Linked DNA regions of Mus musculus: region 1 is linked to region 2. A link is a loop called in an ENCODE intact Hi-C map of the cell type or tissue named here. Cell type or tissue: heart. All regions are shown on one strand.

Region 1 (8,000 bases), 210 kb before region 2:
ACACACACACACACACACACACACACACACACACACACACACACACACACATACAGAGACACCCCAGTGACTATGTGGCTAATGGAACTGATTGATTGATTGATTGATTGATTGATTTTTGAGACAATGTCACACTCTTTAGCCTTGTCTGGCCTTGAACTTGTGGCAATCCTCCTGTTGTAGTCTGCAGGATATTGCCATTGCAGGTATGAACCATCACTTCCTGTTGAATTTGTATTTATTTATGCATGTATGTATTTATTTATCTATCTATCAATCTATTTATTTTTGATGAGATAGGGTCTCATCTATCTCAGGCTGGCCTTGAACTTGTTATGTAGCAAAGGTTGATTCTCCTGCCTTGTTCCTTCCAAATGCTGGGACAGCAGGTGTTTATAACCATGAGTTTAGTGACACAATTAGTTAGCACATGGTAGTTATATAAACTTGGCCTAGGTGGTGCCACTATTAGGAGGTGTGGCCTTGTTAGAGTAGGTGTGTCACTGTGGGGGTGGGCTTTGAGACCCTTCTTCTAGCTGCCTGGGAGACAGTCTTCTGTTGCCTTCAAATGAAGATGTAGAACTCTCAGCTCCTCCTGCATCATGCCTGCCTGGATGCTGCCATGAACCTCAGAACCTGTAAGCCAGCCCCAATTAAATGTTGTCCTTTTTAAGAGTTGCCTTGGTCATGGTATCTCTTCACAGCAATAAAACCCAAGCTGAGACTGTATTTTTGTGTGTGTACACATGTGTGCATGTGTGTAGAGGTGTGGGGAGGTGTATGTCTCAGTCACTGTTCACATTCTTTTTTTGAGAGAGCTTGCTGATTTGGCTAGATTGGCTAACTGGTTGGCAAGCTCTGGGGGTCTCTGCTTGTGTCTGCCATCTGCTCTGGGATTACAGGTGCACCCTGACATGCCTGGCTTTTAGAAAACAAAACAAAACAAAACAAAACAAAACACAAACAAAAACCATGTCTGCATGCTTTACGGTATTAAGTTCAAGGGATAGTTTTTATTTTGAATTTTAAAAAGTGAGACTCTTAGAGTAAGGCAGGCCTATCACCACACCAGCCTACTACATATGTCTGACCCCCCTGTGAGAGCAATGGCCAGAGCAAGCAGAACCTGGAAGGGAGAGATCTTCTTTTTGTTCTTCACTCCCTTTTTCAGTATTTTTAAATTATTTATTTATCTGTCATGTGTGTGCATGCGTGGTTGTGCTCACGAGTGCACCAGCGTGCTTCTGTGAAAATCAGAGGAAAAGCTTTGGGAGTGGATTTGTTTCTTCTGATATGTAGGTCCAGGGGTTCTATCAGGTTATCAGGCTTGGGGGCAAATGCTTTTACCTCCGGGGACCCCTTGCTTGTTCACGTTGCACACGGCCCTTAGACTTCTCATCATATTCTCCAAGACAGGGGTTTCGTATTAAAACTAACAAAAGCACCAGACAGCTGGGCAGAGACTTGGGAAAGAAGCCATGCTAGTAGACAACACATGCACCAGAAAGTGACTCCTATTGTCATTAGTGATCTCCATCTGAAGGGTCCGGAGGGCGCTTGCGCAGAACACTCAGCATGGGAGCTTGTTGGAGGACGTTGGCCACCGTCTGCCTTCTACTTCTCTCTGTGCTGACTGACACTGTCCAGAACAACCCAAGGGAGAGAAGGCTTTTTGACTTCTTGCCTCAGTTAATGTTTGAAGGGGTGTGTCTCTCAGGTGATTCTAGATTGTGTCAAGTTGACAATTAAAAACGTCACAGTCACTGCTGTGATGCTCGGCTCAAGCCTGCGGGATTAAGCAACCGAGAACTGTGAGCTCCCAGACTGTGAGCCGACAAAGCCGTCCCTGAAGACGTTCTCTCATGAGCTTGCTTGCTTGGTTGCTTGTTTGTTTCTTTGTTTTGTGCATTGAGAGATCCACCTGCATCTGCCTCCTAAGTCTACCACCACCTGGCCTCTCATATGATTTTTTTTCCATTAAATAATTAATTTATTTACTTTATATCCCAATTGCTACTCCACCTCTCATGTGATCTTAAAGATTTACTTAAAAGTACTTTTTTATTTTAAATTATGTGTATGAGCATGTGGTGGGTGGGGGGGAGGTTGTAGGTGGGTGCGGAAGCAAGAAGAGGCTGTTGGATTAATGTATGTCTATGAACATCTCTGAGAGTTAGTGTGTCTGGGTCATACCCACGACTGTAAGGCAGAGTGAGAGTTAGCGTTCTCTTTCCATGTGGTCCCAGGGATCGTTCAGGCTTGGTAGCAAACACCTTTATCTGCTGAGTCGCCTTGCTGGTCCTACTCTCAGATCACAACTATGGGAAAGGGACTAATGAAGACACAGTGAGAAACACTAATGACACCAACTTTAGCCAGGATGGCGAGTGGCTGCGAAGAGCTTCCATTCTGTGTGAAGCGCCAGAAGCCCTGCTGCTTTGAGAGCTGGTTGGCAGTTTCTTTCCCCCCTTTGTTTTGTGGCTAGGGTGGGAGTTGAGTCTAGGTCTTATGTGGTCAGGCTGGCCTTGAAATTGTCATGTAGCTGAGGTTGACCTATAGCCTCTAGCTCCAGAGCGCTGGGATTACAGGTGTGTGTCATCATACCCAGCTGGTTTTAAACATTTTCACTTTCAGTAGGAAGCATTAATTCCACTTCAAGAAGAGTAAAAACCTCTCTCCCTCCAAGACTTACCAGTCCCCAACAAATAGTGCACATGGTCACCACCTAATAAATGAATTTTTAAAAATGGGTGATAAATTAAGAAAAAAAAAGACAAAAGATTACCTATGACAGTTAATCTCAATCAACAACTTGTTGAGATCTAAAATCACAGGGAGATTGGAGACAAGCTCCAGAGATGATCTTCATCATGCTAACTGATACTGGAAATCTTGCCCACTGTGGGCAGTGCCATTCTCTGTGCAGGGGGTTTCCAGACTGTATAAAATAGAGGCAGGGCACTGAGAAGCGGCTTATACTCATAGCTCTCTGCAACCTTGTTATGGATGGAATATGACTAGCAGCTTTAAACCTTGACCTCCCCAGAACCTTAGTTTGTGAATTAAAGTAAGCCATTTCCTCCTCAGGTTGCTTCTGTGGAGTATTTTGTCACAGCAGCAGGAGAGTTAGTTAGGACACAAGAGAACTACAAAACAGAAGATTCTCAGACACACAGTATCAGATGAAGGACTCTGAATACAAGAGGTGGCAGAAAACAGATTGTTGGCTGCCTGGAACTCTGATGGGGGCACACTGAATGTCAGGGAGACTTTTGGAGGTAACTTTTCCACTTTTAATGGCAGCAGAAGATATGGGAGTGTGGACATTTACTAAAAGTCTTCTGACTGCAGTCATCATAGCTGCGTTTGTTGTTTATTGTTTTGTTTCTTTTTGACAGGGTTTCACTCTGTAGCCCAGGCTAGTCTTGAACTCAGCTCCTCCCCCTTTGACCCACTGAATGCTGGGAAAACATCTGTACTCGCTACACCTGACTCATACACACTTTTTACTGCTGGTGAGCCATAACCACAATAAAGTTGCTTAAGCCTGAACGGGAAAATACAACTGAGTAACGAAGTCAAAAGAAGGAAGGGAGACTAAGCCCCAGAAAGCTAGACAAAGCTATAAAGCAAACTGCACAAATGGCTGTGTGCATGCAATGAGGCGGAAGATATCCCTGTGTAAAGGTCAGCCAGATAAGAGAGCAAACACACATAAAATTAAAAAATACCTCATTAAAAGAACGGAGATGAAATACTGAGGCTGTTTATTGTGTTCCATGTGGGATAACAAAAAGTTCCAGAATCTATTGAAAACAATGGCTACACAGGACTGAATGTACACTTTAACATGGTTTAAATGATCCGGGCATGACATTTCACTCCTATGATCCCAGTACTTGGGAACCTGAGGCAGAAGGATTGCCATGAGTTTCATGCTACCCTGGGCTACATAGTGACACTATTTCAAAAGAGAATAAGCAAATAAAATGAATTAAAGGGGGTCTGGAGCTATGGCTCAGTGACCGAGAGCGTTTATTGCTCTTGCAGAAGACTGGGTTGAGTTCTCAGCACCCAACCATTTGTAACTCCAGTTTCAGTGGGATCAGATGCCCTGTTCTGACATCTGAGAGCACAGGGATGAGAGCACAAAATGTATGTAAAACATTCCTACACATAAGAATAAAACATGAAAAATTATTTTAAAATTAATCATATATAAAATAAAATAGGTTAAATAGTAATTTTTCTTAAATAATGAATTTACTGTTATGTTTGCTATAATAATAAACTCATATTTGCTAAACTCCCACAATATATAAATGGATTTGGATGACCCCAGAGCGATTTGGGGCCAGGGTTATAGAGTCTATAGGGAGTACAGACTCTTGGCTCCTAGGTTTGGAGCCCTAGCAAACAGACCCTGCTCTGACACCCACTAGATCATCTGGGAATCCAGTGAGCAGAATGGGAGAGGAGTTGGGCAGGGTGAGGAACCCCAGCTATACTCCTCAGAGCCATATTTTAACTAAACTCAATCTTGCCATGGCTCTGTCCCTGCCTCTGCTCTAGCTTGGTCCTCCAGGCCAAGAATTCTAGTCCTTAATGAAGTTCAAAGAAGGAAGTCAGGGCCAGCACTGCCTAGTGTGTACCCGCATCTCTGCCTTTCTCCACTAGAGGGCAGTAACACTCCACAGCATCATGGCACCAACTAGCTCCCAGAACAAAGGCCCATGCTCTGGGTAATACCTAGTTCCCTGGACAAGTTCAAGTTCAGATTTCCTCCCTGACAAGAAGCCACCTAGGGATCACTGATCTCTCACAGGCTCCTCCCTTCCAGGAGCTGGACCTTCTTTAGAGCAGGGCAGAAAGTGTTCTTAGCTAATCTGCAGTTCTTGGGAACCTTCAGGACCATTGTCCGCAGCCCTTTCTTGGAGAGCAGTCCTTGGAAACACAGCAGAGCCCTTTGATGGGAAAGTGGCCCATCTAGCCAGTGGAGACCAGGTGACTGCTGGGTTCTGACCCCGTTATTTGGAAGGGAAAGGCCATGTTGGAAGAAGATGTTTGTTCAGCCTGGTTTCCAGGTCTCCATGGAGGACCTGAGCCACATCTTCCCTCTGAGCTTGCTCATGTGTTCAGTGAAATAAAAGTCTATCCTTTGTTCTCAGCTCCAAGATGGACAAATAATGCTGTCTCCCTGCTTGATCTACATAAATCCCTAGACAAGCTTTCTGCAGCCCCGACCCTTCCTCCTCTTCCCAGGAAGCTGCCTTAGACAAACAGAAGGAAGGGCTTACAGCAGCAGTAAACCTGAAGGTGAGGCTTCCTGACCCAGCCCAAGTCAGCCCTCTGTGCTTTTTCTTGGCTTCCTTTCCTGGGCTCCCAGACTGCATTTCCATGGAGCTCCTATGCATCACACTATCCCATGAAGAGTCTCAAGGCTGACCAAACTGAGCCACTGTGACTGCTATCAGGGCCTAAAGCACTTGGTGTCTCAGCTGTAAATAGGTATCATGGCAAGGCCAGTCTCAGAGCTCCCTGGAGGACTAAGGCTGTGCTGGGAACCCTGGCCAATCAGTGGGAGATGGAAGGACTGGTTCTGGGAAGTGGGGGATGGGGTGCAGCAGACTGCAGCCCAGCAGAGGACATAGGGGGCTGTGTCCTTCGGGGATAGTCTCCAAAGGCAGCTATCTACTGGGATTCTCAACAACAGATCACTTTAACAGATGGCACAAATAAGAGGCTCCTTTATTCAGGGACTGTGGGTGGGACAGAAGTGCAATGTCCTCAATGTCCTGGATACACCTCACATTCTTCCCAAGGTTGAACCAAAGTCCCACATGATGCATGGCTGGGTGTCACCAGGTTGTAAAGGGACAAGTCATGGGGCTCAGCCCAGGTAAGGCAGGAGCTGAGTGAGACCTGGCCTGGTGCAGCAGGAGACGCCAGAGGAAGAAAGGGGGAATGGGTGGAGCCAGCTAGAGACTGAACTGTGCCGGATGGATGGAGGGCTTTGAAATGTGGGGTTTCTCCAGGTGTACTGTGACAATATGGTTGGCTTTCTCAGAGCTTAGTCAGAGTGTTAGCACAGTGACACTGGGGTCACAGTGTGGGCATGGGATGAAGCCATCCCTGGGCTCTCATGAAGCCTTTGAGACGATGGGAAACAGGGTTCCCCGGTGTTCTCTTGTCTCAGTCTGAGGCCTGGAGACCTCTGACACCCCATGTCTTCCTCAGAGCTTCATGAAGTCTTGGCACCTCCCTCTGGGTCCTGAACCCTCGGGAGCCATGCTGCTGTTGCTGACCTTGGCTCTCCTTGCTGGTCTCATCTGCAGAGCCCAGAGTGAATTCCCACACTTGGTGTATAATCTCCCAAGTCCTGATCCAGGCAAGAGGATCACTGGAGATGAAGGAGCGACTGTGAGCACTCACCTACTGTGAGCACTCACCTACTGTGAGCACTCACCTACTGCGAGCACTCTCCTACTGCTCTCCCTTCTGACTCCCTTTGTTCAGGGATGCAGGGTAATCAGATCTGAAGAGCAGGGAAGTCCAGGATACCCCTGTCTTTCTGGGTTATGAGAACACCGTTGGAGTGAGCAGGGCTATGATTTTTGGGCTTCCCTGTAGCATGCCTTGGTTGTGCCAATCTCTTGTGGCTTATCTACTGGGGTCTTTAGAACATTCACGGGTCTCACGCTTACAACTTTACTCAGTGTTCTCTTTGCCTTTGCTTCTCCAGCGTGGCCTGCACTGGTCCACTCAGGCTGGCATGCCCAGGAAAGGGTGAAGCTCCTCTCCAGGTAGGCAGTGGGAGGAGAGTATCACAGAGGCTTAGGGCCTTCTTCCAGATAGTTCCGGTGGCTTTAGGGCCTCTTGGTAGTGACAGAAACTACGGCATGAGTGGAGAGATGCATACACCCAGGGCACACAGACCCCATCTTCAGTTTCCTCTGCCACTCGGGACCTTAACTCTGCTCAAGAAAGGTCAGCCAGTCTCTCAGGACAGGCCAGGTCTCAACTGTCCTCACCAGTGCTTGCTCCTAGGCTCTGTCATTCTCCTACAGCACCCTAATGTTGGGTTACTATTGTCAAGTTTCACAAACACAAACACAGTCATCCTGCCCCCCCCCCAACTTAATTAAACTGCAGATAAACAATGAAGACTCTTTAAAGGTGTCAGCCTGTACAACATTTAATGTGTCCTTATCCTTTAGAAACTTCATATTAGGGCACCAAGGAGACAGTTCTCTGAGTAAAAATGCTTGCTGTGTAAGTGTGAGCCCTAGGTTTAGGTTCCAACCGCCTATATAAGAGATGGGTGCTGAGGTCCACTGAACCCAGGACCACTGAGGCAGAGACAGAGAGGTCCAATGGATTTGCTCTCCAGATGACAGCCCAAATAGAAAACTCTAGATTCAGTGATCCTACGCCCCAAAGGTCAGGTAGGATAGTGGGCCCCATGGGTAAGAACAATTGCTCCAAAGCTTGAACACCTGAGTTGGGATACCCAGAATCCAGGTTTACAAAAACAAAACAAAACAAAACAAAACCCTGAAAGGCTGTGAGTGTAGCCACAATATGTGGCAAGGCAGAAAAAAGGCAGGCAGAGCCATGGACGTTCTGGGCAGCCAGCCCCAGCATTGAGCTGGAATCCCGGTGAGAGACACATCTTCAGGCAATAAGGTGGATAGAGATGAAGAAGACACTCAGTGTCCTGCTCTGACATCTGCATACTCACAAGCATGTGTTTGTAACACACACACACACACACACACACACACACACACACACACACTCACACACTCACTCACACAGACACACACACATGCACGTGCACACACATGTGCACATGCACACACAGACATGCATGCATGCACAGGCACACTTCAGTAATGACAACAGAAAGTCTATTTTATTTTTGGGCTGTGTCTAGCCATCAGTTCCTTGAGACAGGGCCTCAATGTGTAACTCAAACTGGCCTTAAGCCTGGAACTGAT
Region 2 (8,000 bases):
ATTCCCAGCACCTCTGGGGCACATGTCTGTAATCTCAGCACCAGGTAGAGAGAAAGGATTTCAAGTAAAAACTCGATGGTGGGGTTTGATTTGGGTTTATGAAACATGGTTTCTCTGTGTAGTCCTCCTTCTAGGTAGCTGTCCTGAAACTTACTCTGTAGACCAACCTGGCCTAAAACTGAAATCCACCTACCTCTGCCTCCTGAGAGCTGGCGTTAAGGATGTGCCACCACTGCCCAGCAACTGTGGGATTTAATATACATTTCCATCCCTCTACTTCCATCTCACCTGGAGACCAACTACTCACCTTGCAACGGGAGGCTTCCACACCCACTTCTCCTCAGGCCCCTCCTCAGCCCGCCAGTGCAGACTCCACAGTTCCTGCCATGGGGTCCTCTCCCTGGCTGTGTGTGTCAGGTGTGATTACCTCACTTAAGGACCAGACACCAGAGATGTACTTAAGGATGTCTCCAGGGCCCACTTGGTCTTTAGGCCTTCCTCCACTTGCCTCAGCCTACAGCCTCTTGCTCGGGAAGATATCCAGTACTCCAGGGAGACCAATCTTGTTCTTATTCTGCAGGACTGTAATAGACTCAGTGTGACCTTCCTGACCATGGCAGAGGCCCCTGCCAAACAGGAGGGTATTAGAGGCTTGGCACGCTTTCCTGCAGCCCTAGACACTTGTGCCCTGTCCACGCTGGTCTCACTCCACACTGCCCCCAAGCCCACCAGCCTGTCCTGTCCAACACACACTACTGCTTTGAACAATTTACCAAGATCAGCTGCCAAACACTCCCTGTTATTAGCTCATGCCTTTGGTGAACCAGGTCTCTGGGAGGTCTGAACAGTGTCCTTTGCCTGGAGGCACACACAGCTTCAATCAAAGTGGCAGCCCCTAACTAAGGCTGGTAGCTCATCCTCTCCTGTGCAGCTATGGGCAGAAATCTAGACTCCAGACAGTTCACTGGCCAAATCAGGCCCTCTAGGTTCATCACCAGCATCTTTTTTGTTTGTTTTTTGTTTTTGTTTTTGTTTTTGTTTTTTTTGTTTTTGAGAATCAAGGTCTCAAATTCTATGTGCCTATAGTCCCAGTACTCAGGGAATCAAGGTATGAGGATCTCAGATGAGGCCCGATGGGGCTACCTAACAATTTGCACGCCTGCCTGAGCTACATAGCAGACCCCACTGAGAGTTAAGGCCAGGCAGTGCTTTGTTATCCAGGCTGACCTTGAGTCCTAGACCCAAGTCATTCTGCTGCCTCAACCTGCCACATTTAGCTTAGACCACAGGCATGCACCAGTGTTCCTGTCCCCATCTCTTACTTAACTCAGAGACAGTTTAATTAATTAGAGACTATAATTAATCTGCATCAATCCCTCCACCATCTCCACACAGTGTGACATAGTCAGAGAAGAGTGTTGGTGCATGCAGGGTTACGTCTACACTCCAGAGAACTGGCTGGTGAGCCTGTGCATCAGCAGGGGCAGGAATCACTTTCAGATTCGACTTGCCATGGCCTAACTAACCTGCCATTACTAATTCACCCTCCCTGACCCAGGGAAGCTCAGCAAAAAAATAATGAGGTGATCCTGGGTGATCTCAGGAGTCCAGGTCACAGTGGACACAGGGGGCCTGCAGCAGTGTCCTGACCCAGAAAGTTCCACAGGCTTACTGCTCACCAGCCAGGGACCCCTGATGTGCTTCAGTAGGCCCTGCCTTCTCTGGTGCCTGGGCTCAGCCAAGAGAACTCAGGGACTACAAAGGGTGAGATTGCAGTGGCCCTTGCCATGGTCCCAGGAAGGAGCCAGCTGGGACATGAGACCCCAAAGCTCTGCCTGGGCAATGACAGAGATTTGGGGAGTGGAGGTCAGACATAGCTTCCTCTGCCTGCTGAGACATTCATTGGCCACTCGCGAGGGCCTTGTGCTTTTGCTTCTAGTCCATGGCTCCCCTTTGGGTCACAGTGTCACCCCTACCGCACCCCCAGAGGAACAGGCTACTGCTAAGATGGAGTAACCAGGGCCTTGACTTCTTGAGGTGACTCTGGGGAGAGAAAGCCTTGATGCCACAACCCAGAGACAACAGACAGTTCTGCTAGTGTGTCCCCTCCCTCATGCCTGACACCCGAGGGATGAGGATCCAGCCCTCACCCCACATTACCCTCCTCCCATGGATTCAATCCTTCATCCACATTAACAGGTGCAGGGTGCTTGGCCAATACCACGACCTCCTCTGAAACACGGAGGTCTCTTCAGACCCAAAGCCGAGGGGCTGTCCTGGTACCAGTAGGGTCTTCAGAGGGACAGTAGGGAAGGCTGTAGAGGGCCATGAGGCTCTGAAGAGAGGGTCGCCAGCTGGCCCTGACCCGGGCTGTGGATGAAGACAAGCTGTAGCTCTCTCCAGTTTGAGGACACCTCCAGCCCTCATGGCAAGGGCTGCTGGCATCTGGACCTCCAGGCCTGGGCACAGAGAGAGTCATGAGAAAGAGAGGAGAAGGTTCTAAGGAGATGGCTGTGGGCAGAGGCATGGAGTCAGGAGAAGGAAGGTACCTCTTTGAGACAATGGTAAGCCAACGCCAGGAGGGCCAGGAGGGCCAGGACACCAGCAGCAACTGGGACCCCCACAGGCATTTGCAGCTCCCAGCTGGTGCCGTAATTTTCCTGCGGAAAGAGAAGACAGAGTCAGAGGTCTGGGGAAGCAGGACGAGAGAATGGGCAGGATACAGTTCCTACCTTTCTGCTCCAAACCAGCGGACTCTGAAACCAAGTCATGGTGGTTCCTCACCAACTACTGTTGGGTCTCCAGGATCTTCTTCCCAGAGGTCCCCACACCCCTGACACCCCCTCAAGTCAGTCAGTGTAGCAACCACCAGGCGAAGTCTGATTGCAAATGACTGGACAGGGCCTTTCTGTTTAGCCATCTCATCCTTCGAAAGTGAAACCTTTCCTTCCCAGGCCTCCTGTGAGGGAGGGGCAACGAAGAACCAGCATAACCCATAGCCCCAGGTCAGTAGCCGCCCTTCCTGAGAGGCCCCTCCAGAAGAATTTTATGGCTGGAGCAGACAAACTGACTCCACCTCTCAGAATTACCAACCTAGTCCAGAATGGCAAATTCCAATAAATCACCGAGAGTTCTCTGGAAACAGTTCTCTAGCACCCCCTAGAGGCTGGAGGCAGATGTAAATAGCAAAGGTAGCTACCCTCTGTGCCTCCCAGAGGCAAGACTTGCAAAACTGCTGGACACATATTTCCCCAACTGTGGCATCCCAGTAGGGAAACTGAGGCAGAGGAAGCTCAAGAAATTTAGATGAACAAAGTCATGGGTATCCATGGCTGAGTGTTCCCTAGCCCCGACAGGCTGTGAGCACTTATGACAAGCCAGCAGCAGCTTATGTTACAATGAAGGTGAGTGTGGGACTGGTGATATGGCTCAGCGGGTAAGAGCACTGACTGCCCTTCTGAAGTTCCTGATTTCAAATCCCAGCAACCACATGGTGGCTCACAACCACCCGACAAAGGGATCTGACGACAGCTACAGTGAGTGTACTTATGTATAATAATAAAAGTCTTTGGGCTGGAGCGAGCAGGAACTGAGTGATCAGAGTTGACTGGAGCAGACAGAGGTCCTAAAAATTCAATTCCCAACAACCATATGATGGCTCACAGTCATCTGTTCGGCTACAGTGTACCCATATACATAAAATAAATAAATCTTTTTAAAAAAAAAAAAGGTGAGCGTCGTACACTGAGGCAGCCGAGGCAGCCCTCTCACTTCTCACTGAAGTACACTGAGGCAGCCCTCTCTCTCACAGTTGGCCAGGTGGTGGTGCAGACAGAGGAAACGGACATGGTATAGCAGTAGGCTTTTGAGACCCAAAGCATCAAATGGCACCTACACAACGTCTTACTTATGACCTATGACCAAGGAAGGTGTGATTCAGAGAGGAAGGTGTAATTATCGGGAAGTGAGAAAGACAAGCAGACTCTGAGGTGGGGGAGGGGAAGTGTGAAAGCAGGCATGCATGCAGAACACCACGTGCCACCGCTGAGAGACCCGGATATCCAACTGAGAATTGTGGGGTTCCTTTTGCTGAGTCTGCATTGGCATCTACCCTCACTCTGATGGGCTCAAATGCACCCTGGGAAATGTCCTGGGGTAATGCCACCCAATGTCTCTCTCTACACACACACACACACACACACACCTTGAGCTGGACAAACCTGATATCATGTGCTTCCAAGGAAATACAAGCAAAGGCCACCCACCCTCATGTCCAAGTTTTCTGTTCTTGTCTCTCTGCTGTCGCCACATAACAAGTATGTGCAGGTAGTGACAGATCAGGAAGCTTCTTTGTTCACCAGGGTCAGGGTCTTAGGCACTGTGACCCTATACTAACTTTCAGTACTTTGGTTTCTCCAGCTGTGAAAAAGCTCTCCCAGGGAGCCTGCAGTGGGATCGCAGCTCTCAGTGGAGGTGTGGGGAAAGTAATGGGACTTATGGTCCTGGACAAAGAGAACTAGAAGGTGGGCATGGTGGCCAACACTTTTAATTCTGTCATGCAGGGGGCAGAGGCAGGGGAATACTGTGAGTTCCAGTCCAACATGGTCTATTATGGCAAGCTCTAGTCCAGCAGGGCTACAAGTAAGACCCTGTCTAAAAATATATAATTTTTTTTTCTAAAGAGAGAGCTGTTGGGTGTGGTGGCACACGCCTTTAATCCCAGCACTCGGGAGGCAGAGGCAGGTGGATTTCTGAGTTCAAAGCCAGCCTGGTCTACAAAGTGAGTTCCAGGACAGTCAGGGATACACAGAGAAACCCTGACTGGAAAAAAATAAAAAAATAAATAAAAACAAAAAGAAAGAAAGAAAGAAAGAAAGAACAAGAGAAAGAAAGAGAGAGAGAGAGAGAGAGAGAGAGAGAGCTACCTGGTGTCCCTCCCTAGCCACATGGTTCTGTGGAGTTAGAGAACCCCAAAGATGTGATAGGAACAACGGTGTCAGTGCCCAGCACCTAGAGCAGACTCTACTTGAAACCAGGCTCCAACACTGACTAGCTAGTGAGCCCATAGTTGCCAAAGGCCTCTGAGCCCCAGTTCATGGACCTGCAGAATGGGGAGGTGCAAATGTTCCCCTAGGGCCATGGGAATGCTGACAAGCTGCTGCCTGCACAGGGCTGAGTGTGGAATGCTGGGGAAGTGTGTGTGTTAGTGGTGCGGGGCATGTGGCCTGTCTTACTTTTCAAAGGTTCCTCAGCCACCCCAGACTGGAACTTGTGGCAGGAACACACTTCCTCTTTCCACTCAGTGTCCCCAGCCTGGTAACTGAATACCATCTCTCTCCCTTGTCCCTTTGCAGGAGACAGGACTGGGCAGATCCATCCTAAACTCTGGAGAGTTGTTTTAAGGCCCACTGTTCGTTGGCCAACTCTGCCATGCATGAGATCATGGACATTCACTTGTGTTCTTCGCTTCTTCCTCCACTGGACTGACCCTCACATAAAACGTGAGGGGAAAACTACAGAGCTTCAACATTCATTTTTGCCCTCCGGTGGAAAGGGAAGGACAGACAGGTCTTCTTGGAGTGTCCTTGTTAGATATCTGGAGGGCTCTGGTAGAGTCAGTACAAGAGGGGGACTCCCGGCTGGATCCTCATCTTGGCTGCTGAGCGAGCTGCCAGAGGAGGCGCCACTCACTAGCCTACAACCTAAAGCAAGTCCGTCTCCTTGGAATACCCCACCTCTATCGCACTCCCTCCACCCCCTCGCAACTTGTGGTAGCCCCAAGAACCTTCGCATGGGGCGCCAGCTACACAACTGTAGGGCTCCCACAGCTAATCTTTGATCTCTGCCACGTACACTTGGGCCTCTCAGAATGCTCCCTGTGAATCTTGTTTCTCCATCTGCTTCAGGACGTGTGTTAGGTGGCAAACGCTCTCAGGACGGTCAGAGCTGGGTCAAGTCAACCTGGGTCCAAGGTATACAGAGGTTAGTTAGTAAAGGGTGGGCAGGCTGGTCTGATGGGCAAGGGGTCTGGACAGGGTAGGGCTGCCTAGAGTCCCCCACCCCCCCATCTCCCTCCCCGGGTCCCCGCCCCCGCCCTCCCACGCACCTGCGCTGGCCTCCCCCCAAGCCCCGGGGCAGCACTGGGAGATCAGAGGACTCGGAGGAGTCGGGCTCAGGGGGAGGGGGCGGGGAATTTCCCCCCACGCTTGCCTGGGCCTGCTCCCCTCCCCCTCCCCTCCAGGTGGGGGGCACCGCTTGGGGAATTCCGCCAAGGCAAGGCTCCGGAGAGCCTGGGCTGGGGTCCTAGGGAGTGGAAGAAATGGAAACGGGAGAGGGGGCGGGCTGGAACCGGGGGCGCAGCTGCCTTCCTCCCCAGACACCAGCTGCCCCTGCCTGTCGTGGACTAAGCGTCCACGATTCCTGTCTGTCTCCCGCGATCAGGGTCAGGGAGTGGCGTTTTCTTATTCAAGCCAGCCGCGGCGGGACCTGGGGAGACAGAAGCGTGAGGATTCCGGGAAAATGTGCGTGTGAGCGTCTTACAATGAATGAATGGATTGAATGGGAGCGCGCGCGCACTTAAATCTGGGTGCCTGTGTCCTTTTGACTGGGTGCAGTCGTGGGAGGGAGCCCTGTAACTCTCCCGTTAGGGTCCTCTAGAGGTCTGTTAACCTGGTATGTGTCCCTCCATACTCTCCCAATAGAACCCACACCGACCATGGAAAAGAAAGAAGAAAGGGTGGGAGGCATGTGTTGGGACGGTGGGGGTCCCGGGGATCAGGCGTGGGAGGCGTCTGGACCTGCTGCCTGCGCTGCAGTCGCAGGCGGGGCTTCCAGCCTTCCCTAGGGGGTGTGGGACAAGAGGGGAGGGACTTGTAGGGACACAAGGGGGGCAGGAGGCAGTGCTTTAGAAACCTGGGTGAGGGAGTCTCAAGGTGCAAGGCACAGTTCGATGGGGTGAGTGTGGGGACCCAGGCAGGACCCAGAGCTAGAAAGCCGAGCCTGAAGTCACCTCCGGCCAGATACCTTCCCTAGAGACCCCTGAAGAGCGACAGCCGGGTAGAGATCCCGGGAAGGTATTTCCTGGTCTCAGACCGGCAGCGCCAACAAAAGTAAGATCAGGACTGACGATCAAAGGACAACGCCCCCTGCTCCTCAGGTCACCTGGGAGATCCTAGACCCCGTGGGTGTCCCAGGCCGTGTTCCGTCCAAGGCACCATCTCTTTGATTAGGGAAGATGGGGACACCACATCTGCAGGGCTTCCTCCTCCTCTTCCCATTGCTGCTGCGGCTGCACGGGGCCTCAGCAGGGAGCCTGCACAGTCCAGGTGAGTAAGGCAAGGTGGCCAGGCCAAAGTCACTGCTCTCTCCTGGGCCCCAGGGAAGGGGTCCCAAAGCTGGAGAGGCGGGACAGCAGGTGGGTGGAGCAGTTGAGCAACCCGAAGGCCCCCTCGGGGATGGGAACTGGGGAGTACTGGCTGGGACCAGGCTTGAGGAGGCCCAGTGGGTGTCCAGACTTCTCCAGATCCCGCGGTTGCCGGGCAGGCTTGTCCGAATGCTTCCAGGTGAACGGCGCTGACTACCGAGGCCACCAGAACTACACCGGCCCACGCGGAGCTGGACGCCCTTGTCTTTTCTGGGACCAGACACAGCAGCACAGCTACAGCAGCGCCAGCGACCCTCAGGGCCGCTGGGGGTTGGGTGCGCATAACTTCTGTAGGTGAGGAGGGGGGTTCTGGGGTGGGTGGGTGGGTGGGAGGGTGCGCTTCAGCAAGGCTGGACCAGTGGTGGCAGGAGGAGGGACAGAGAGGCGTCTGCTCTGGCCTGGTACAGTACCCTCAGAAAGATTTAAGGTGGGCCCTATCTCAAACGAGGTTCGCAAGGTTTGCAAAAACCCGGCTTTTAAAGATATGTGACCGTTTTTTCTGCAAAGCCAGTCAGAGCCAGCACAAAGGCTTACACCCTCAAGAGGCCCTGGGATGCCTTGTCTGGTTGGATCCGCC

Evidence for each region. A loop is a pair of places that touch in the nucleus more often than their neighbours do. Peaks named below come from ENCODE experiments on the same cell type or tissue, not always from the same donor. Only the 100,000 strongest peaks of a DNase experiment are listed, where the experiment ranks them.
Region 1: it touches region 2 in a loop (6-fold over the local background); 6 of 42 quality-filtered maps call a loop at or near these places.

Annotation. Positions count from the first base shown.
Region 1 is chr17:23,957,230-23,965,229 of GRCm38, reverse strand. No RefSeq gene overlaps it. Among named protein-coding and RNA genes, the nearest start is that of Sbpl, 6.0 kb to the right of the region's middle. In heart, no CTCF peak of the experiment used is centred here; a DNase peak (open chromatin) is centred at 4,659; H3K27ac peaks cover 962 bases.
Region 2 is chr17:23,744,260-23,752,259 of GRCm38, reverse strand. Kremen2 (kringle containing transmembrane protein 2) reads left to right here and starts at 6,431. Exons shown (of 10, transcript NM_028416.2): 1 at 6,431-6,521; 2 at 7,157-7,325; 3 at 7,543-7,717. The coding sequence starts at 7,235. It overlaps 9530082P21Rik (RIKEN cDNA 9530082P21 gene), which reads right to left and starts at 3,024. Exons shown (of 3, transcript NR_015472.2): 1 at 2,550-3,024; 2 at 2,161-2,459; 3 at 1-582. In heart, CTCF peaks have their summits at 3,168 (motif pointing left) and 5,678; DNase peaks (open chromatin) are centred at 2,289, 3,039, 5,749 and 7,419; H3K4me3 peaks cover 2,648 bases; H3K27me3 peaks cover 4,333 bases.